Regions from separate parts of the Homo sapiens genome. Here region 1 is linked to region 2. A link is a loop called in an ENCODE intact Hi-C map of the cell type or tissue named here. Cell type or tissue: chondrocyte. All regions are shown on one strand. Each heading gives the region's core, and the rest is flanking DNA. Links, peaks and the distances in the headings are about the cores only. Region 1 has its middle 110 kb from the start of SLC35F3. Region 2 has its middle 67 kb from the start of MAP3K21.

What was found. Hi-C counts contacts between places; a loop is a spot of excess contacts. Peaks named below come from ENCODE experiments on the same cell type or tissue, not always from the same donor. Only the 100,000 strongest peaks of a DNase experiment are listed, where the experiment ranks them.
Region 1: a loop joins it to region 2, with 8 times the contacts of the local background. A loop is called at or near these places in 23 of 110 quality-filtered maps.

The regions. Positions count from the first base shown.
Region 1 is chr1:233,789,697-233,792,515 of GRCh38, forward strand. No RefSeq gene overlaps it. Among named protein-coding and RNA genes, the nearest start is that of SLC35F3, 110 kb to the right of the region's middle. In chondrocyte, for the core only: CTCF peaks have their summits at 1,590 (motif pointing left) and 1,789; no DNase peak of the experiment used is centred there.
Region 2 is chr1:233,393,369-233,396,187 of GRCh38, forward strand. No RefSeq gene overlaps it. Among named protein-coding and RNA genes, the nearest start is that of MAP3K21, 67 kb to the left of the region's middle. In chondrocyte, for the core only: a CTCF peak has its summit at 1,688 (motif pointing right); no DNase peak of the experiment used is centred there.

The DNA of each region.
Region 1 (2,819 bases), core at 119-2,618, 400 kb after region 2:
CCCCATCTCTACTAAAAATACAAAAATTATCTGGGCATGGTGGCAGGTGCCTACAATCCCAGCTACTAGGGAGGCTGAGGCAGGAGAATCGCCTCAACCCAGGAGGCAGAGGTTGCAATTAGCCGAGATCGTGCCATTGCACTCCAGCATGGGCAACAAGAGCAAAACTCCATCTCAATTTTGTGAGGTTTGTGAGGCTTTAATATGCATAAAGCCTCCAGTACTGAGTCTGTGGTTTGCTATTACTATTATGAATGCTATCCAATGTCAAACTTACCTAGAAGTTCATTCTGCTACTGAAGACCTCTGTAATCTTTTGCTCAACTCTCTGTCCCCATTATCCTAAGTTACCTGTGATTTCCTCAAGGTACTTTTTCCCTCACATCTCAGCACTATGGATACACTGCTCCCTTTGCCGAGAATTCCCCACCCCACCTCTTCCGACCACCCCCATCTCCCCTGATCCCCACCTTGCAGTCAGCCTTCAGGACTCAGCTCAGGCCTTAGCTTCCCCCAAGAGTCACAGTGCCTCCTACCCCAGCAAAAGTTATGTATCTCTCTTTCATGATTCCTCAGCAGTCTGTACTTTCTTCTATCAGGACATTCATTCATTTGTTCACTCATTCATTCATTTAACAAACACTTACTGAGTGGCTCCCACATACCAGACACTGAATTATCTGTCTGCCTGCCCCTGAAGAGCGTCTTATCCAACTGGCATATAGTCTGCACTTTGTAAGTGATGGCTAAACGAAAAAATGCCTTCCCAAAGAGGTACTGCCCCTAAAATGGACTTTCTGGGCTCCTTTTTTAAACCATCAAGATCCTTTTAGGGAATTCTAACATACTCTGCAGTCTAATTTGAGTATAAAAAAAGAGGGATCCTCCTTAGTAGAAAATAGACGAGAAAGTGATAACATAACCTGGACATTCTATTTTCTTCCTGGGAGAAAAAAATTACTTATCAATTTCACCAAATTAGTGTAGATGGTATTTCCTAGGAACCTATTGTTTAAAAACAAACAAACAAAAGGCTTCCCTGCTGCTGCTCTCACTGGAAAACTCTTTCCGGTTGTTAGACTTCAGGAGATGTTTCCTGGTTGCTGATCTGACAAGAGACATCAGAAAGAACCGCATCAATCAGAGAGTTTGTGTCCTGCTCTACACACACACATACATTCACACCTCCCTTTCTCTACTACGCTTCTCTCCAAAGGTGCTTGCTGGATTCCACATCAGAATCCATACCCCCACCCCCACCCCAGGAAAGGGTAATTGGACACATTGCCCTTCTTGAGGCCTGTGTGTCTCTGGATGCTCTGCCCTAAAACTCCTTAACCGGATGATACAGCCCTGTATCATCTTGCTGTCAGCTCTTGATGTGCCCTGGAATTTCCAGGAATGAAGGGCACTCCGATGGAGAGTGATGTCCTTCGAGTCCTGTGACCTAGTTCTTTTCCAGTTCACTCAGTATTTTTGCAGAACAGGTGCCAAGATGGATGCATGCTATGTCCTCCCCAGTCAAATTGTGAGCATCTTCGAAGATGCCAAGTGCTGAGAACAGGGTATGTTAGCTAACTTGTGCTCCCTCTAGTGGCACTGCAGGAGCATAACACAGATGTTCAGATAATGCCATAGGGGATGACAGCTATTCCGCATCCTAGTGAGTAAGGATGGACATGCTTTAAATGGCCAGTTATTTAAGATTTCAGAGTCAATGGTAGGAAAACCATACCATGTCATTTAACAGTAAAAACAGTCAAATTTGGAGTTCAACTTTCTTGGATTTTTTTTAAAATTATTTCACTTTTTAAAAATAGAGGTCACAATTTGAACATAATATAAATGGGAATGCAAAATTCTAATTTATGCCCTTGGGTCTGAGTTGGTCATTGATCCAGAATAGAGGATAATATAACATGCTTATGTCACGTGCTTTTGAACTAAGTGCAACAAGGCAGAAGTAAGTGGTAATTTTCAGCATTCAAACAAAGTGAATGCACATCACGTGTGAATGGAGATGTTGAAATGTGTGTTCTGTCCAACCTGGCACTAAAGTTCTGCATAAGGCTTTTGATGTTTTGTGTCTCTCCCTCCACATACCAGATGCTGCAGAATCCACATTGCCTCCAAGGCAGCCCAGCCATGTGTCCTTGATGCTTCACGAACAATCATAAATTAGCAAAGCCAGCAGTGGCTCCCGTGACATAAGGTGGCACACTTTATGGGCTCTGCCCTCCTCGCTTCAGTGTTATTTATTCAGCTCCATATACTGTGCACCGCTTGCTCCTTTTATTACTCAGCAGAGATTTGTAAATACATAAACTCTTCCCCAAGCCATTTTCTGAAACAGATGACTGGCCGAGTGGCATGTCCTTTGTCAGAGTTTGCGCAGTGCTCACACTGCCTTGACAACAGCCACATTTCCTTATGTTCTAAGTCCTTCCTTAAATGTCTTGTGCAGGGGTCAGTCTTTTAAGATACTTTCTAAGGACTCGAGTCATGTAATTGGTCAAATGCATTGGGATATGTGACCAGATAACCAAAATGCATTTCTTAAAATCAAGCAAAACAAACAAACAAAAACAAACAAACAAAAACACTCCAACCAATAATAACAACAACAAAAGCAGTTTTTAGAAATTGGACGTAAGGGCCAGGCGCAGTGGCTCAAACCTGTAATCCCAGCACTTTGGGAGGCCAAGGCGGGTGGATCACAAGGTTAGGAGATCGAAACCATCTGGCCAACATGGTGAAACCCCGTCTCTACAAAAATATAAAAATTAGCTAGGCATGGTGGCGCTTGCCTGTAATCCCAG
Region 2 (2,819 bases), core at 233-2,732:
AGAACTTCAACAGATAAATTTGAGGGGTACAAAACTTAGTCCATAAAAAACAACGCAGCCCATAACAGAGTGCCATATATTTAGTATGTCAAGTAGATCTGAGAAGGGAAAACTGGAGCCATTGAGGAAAAGATTTTTTTTTTAATCAGCTTTTCTAGCAAGAATAAAGAGGACTGGGGTATGTGAGAGGAACCGCTCAATCTCCAAACAGCACAACTGGCTGTGGAAAGCAAAGAACAAGAGGTTCATTAGGGCAGAATGCTGAGTCAGCTGGGAGATTCTGGGCCACCCACAGGAAAGGAAACATGAGGAGATTGGTGCTCGGTTTTGGACAGGCAACGTCTGCAGTTCTGAATGGTGGAAAAAGTTACAGGTATCCAACGAGCAAATTCCAGGTGGAGCTGGAATTTGAGACAGAAGTCGGACTTGGACAGAGATTCTGGAGTCATCGGAATTTTGGTGATCGTTGAAGATGTTAAATAGCTCAGGGAAAGAATGTAAAGAGAAAAACACTGAGGAAAGCTCTTTTGGAAAGAGTAAAAAGAACCAGAGGAGATGCAAAGAGGAATGATAACTTGTGGGTAAGAAAGACTCAGAAAGTAGAAAGCAGTGAAGATCACATCAAACTTCTCAAATACTTTTCTTAATTCATAGCAAAAATTTTTGGGCTAATATTATCTAAGAATTATGCCACTCCCTGGAGCTATCAGCACTTAATGTCCCCGCTAAGTGGAAGTGGGAAGAGAAGCTAGGTGTGCATCGGGTTTATTAAAAGCAGCAGCCCTATGGAGCTCCACCTACCTACAAAATCCCAAGGGGGCAATGTCAATCCAGAAATATGACACCATGATTTAGATCATGCTATCACTCCTTACTTTTTCTCCTTCCTGTTCTTTTCTCAAGTGTACAGAGAGAGCGAGCATACTGCACACACCATATTTAAAATTCCCCATTCCCCAAAACTATAGGTCAGAGAACCAATATTTTATTTGATCATCATTTGACCTCAGACATAGTGATTAATTTTCCAGGCCTCAGTGGCCACCTTGCCCCACCCCATCTGCTGCCTACAGATGGCTGCAGGATCTCTGTCAGCAATGTCATGTCCCTCCTGGTGTTAGTCTAGCCTGGCAGTAGTTGCTTAGTAGCAAGAGATACTGCTATGTCACATCTATAAAAATAGCCAAAATCTGGACTACTGACAAGGACCCAGGAGTTACAATTTTATCACTCTAAATGTCAAAAAGCCAGAACATATTCTAATATACCCTCTCCAAAAAGTTTTAGTGTATTCTATTAAGAAATGTTTTCTACAGAAAATACAAATTTAAATGTATTGCATAAATCTATAGGAAAATGTTATTTGTTTGAAAAAAAGATTCTGTCAAAAGACCAATAAGTTTTTTTACTTACATTTGATCATGTGAGCCATAGTGACCCATGGTTGTGTAAAAACTGGAAAAATGTGTAGGTCTTATTGCTTAACAGGTATTGAATTTTTCAAATAGCCAAGTCTTTTTCTCTGAAACAGGTAGGCATTTATAGAACGGCAAACATGATTTCGTGAATTTGGTAATAATTGTTCCTCCCATCTCTTTATCACCCAAACTCAACATATCTGTTTGCAAACATGAAAGACTCCTGTGGAACCCTTTGGGCTGGGTTTCTGCTGTCTTCTTTCTGATCACTAGATGGCACTCCATTCATATTACTTCACAGACAAGGAAGCCCAACACAGTGGATTATTTGAATTGCAGCCGAATTTATAGCCTTAGAAGAAAAGAGCATAATAACAGTGGAAGTGATTTAGAAAGATACTGGAAAGATGAGGGGAGCAAAGGAAGTGGTTTTTCAGTAATATTTACACAGAAACAACAGGGAGGTGTTTATAAACGTATCTTTTCTGTACATCTGTTCTGAGTAGGGAAGGAGTTTCCCAGCTAGGTTAGATCTCCAAATTCAGCCTAGGTGGAAGTGAACCAAAATGTTTCAAGTAGTAGGTGGCCCATCACCCTCAGACAGAGGATGAAAGCGGACTTCCCTGCTGCACTCAACAACCCATCTAAAAATAGTACCTGCTTAAGAAATGTCCTCTAATAGTCATTTTATAAATGAAAACTGGTCACAGGCTGTGTCTTATACTGGACACTGGGAGCACACAACACACACTCTCAACACGCTATTTACTCAGTGGCAATGTGTCTGGAATTAGTTCCTTCCGGTGGGTTCTTGGTCTCTCTGACTTCAAGAACGAAGCCGCAGGCCCTCGCGGTGAGTGTTACACTTCTTAAAGATGGTGTGTCCGGAGTTTGTTCCTTCAGATGTTCAGATGTGCCCGGAGTTTCCTCCTTCTGGTGGGTTCATGGTCTCGCTCACTTCAGGAATGAAGCCGCAGACCTTCGCAGTGAGTGTTGCAGCTCTTAAAGGTGCCGCCTCTGGAGTTGTTTCTTCCTCCCAGAGGGTTCGTGATCTCGCTGACTTGAGAAGTGAAGCTGTAGACCTTCACAGTGAGTGTTACAGCTCATAAAGGTAGTGCGGACCCAAACAGTGAGCAGCAGCGAGATTTACTATGAAGAGTGAAAGAACGAAGCTTCCACAGCATGGAAGAGAACCCGAGCGGGTTGCCGGTGCTGGCTCTAGTGGCCAGCTTTTATTCCCTTATTTGGCCCCGCCCACGTCCTGCTGATTGGTCCGTTTTTACAGCGTGCTGACAGGTGTGTTTACAAATCTTTAGCTAGACACAGAGTGCTGATTGGTGCGTTTTTACAGAGTGCTGATTGGTGCATTTACAAACCTTTAGTGAGACACAGAGCACTGAT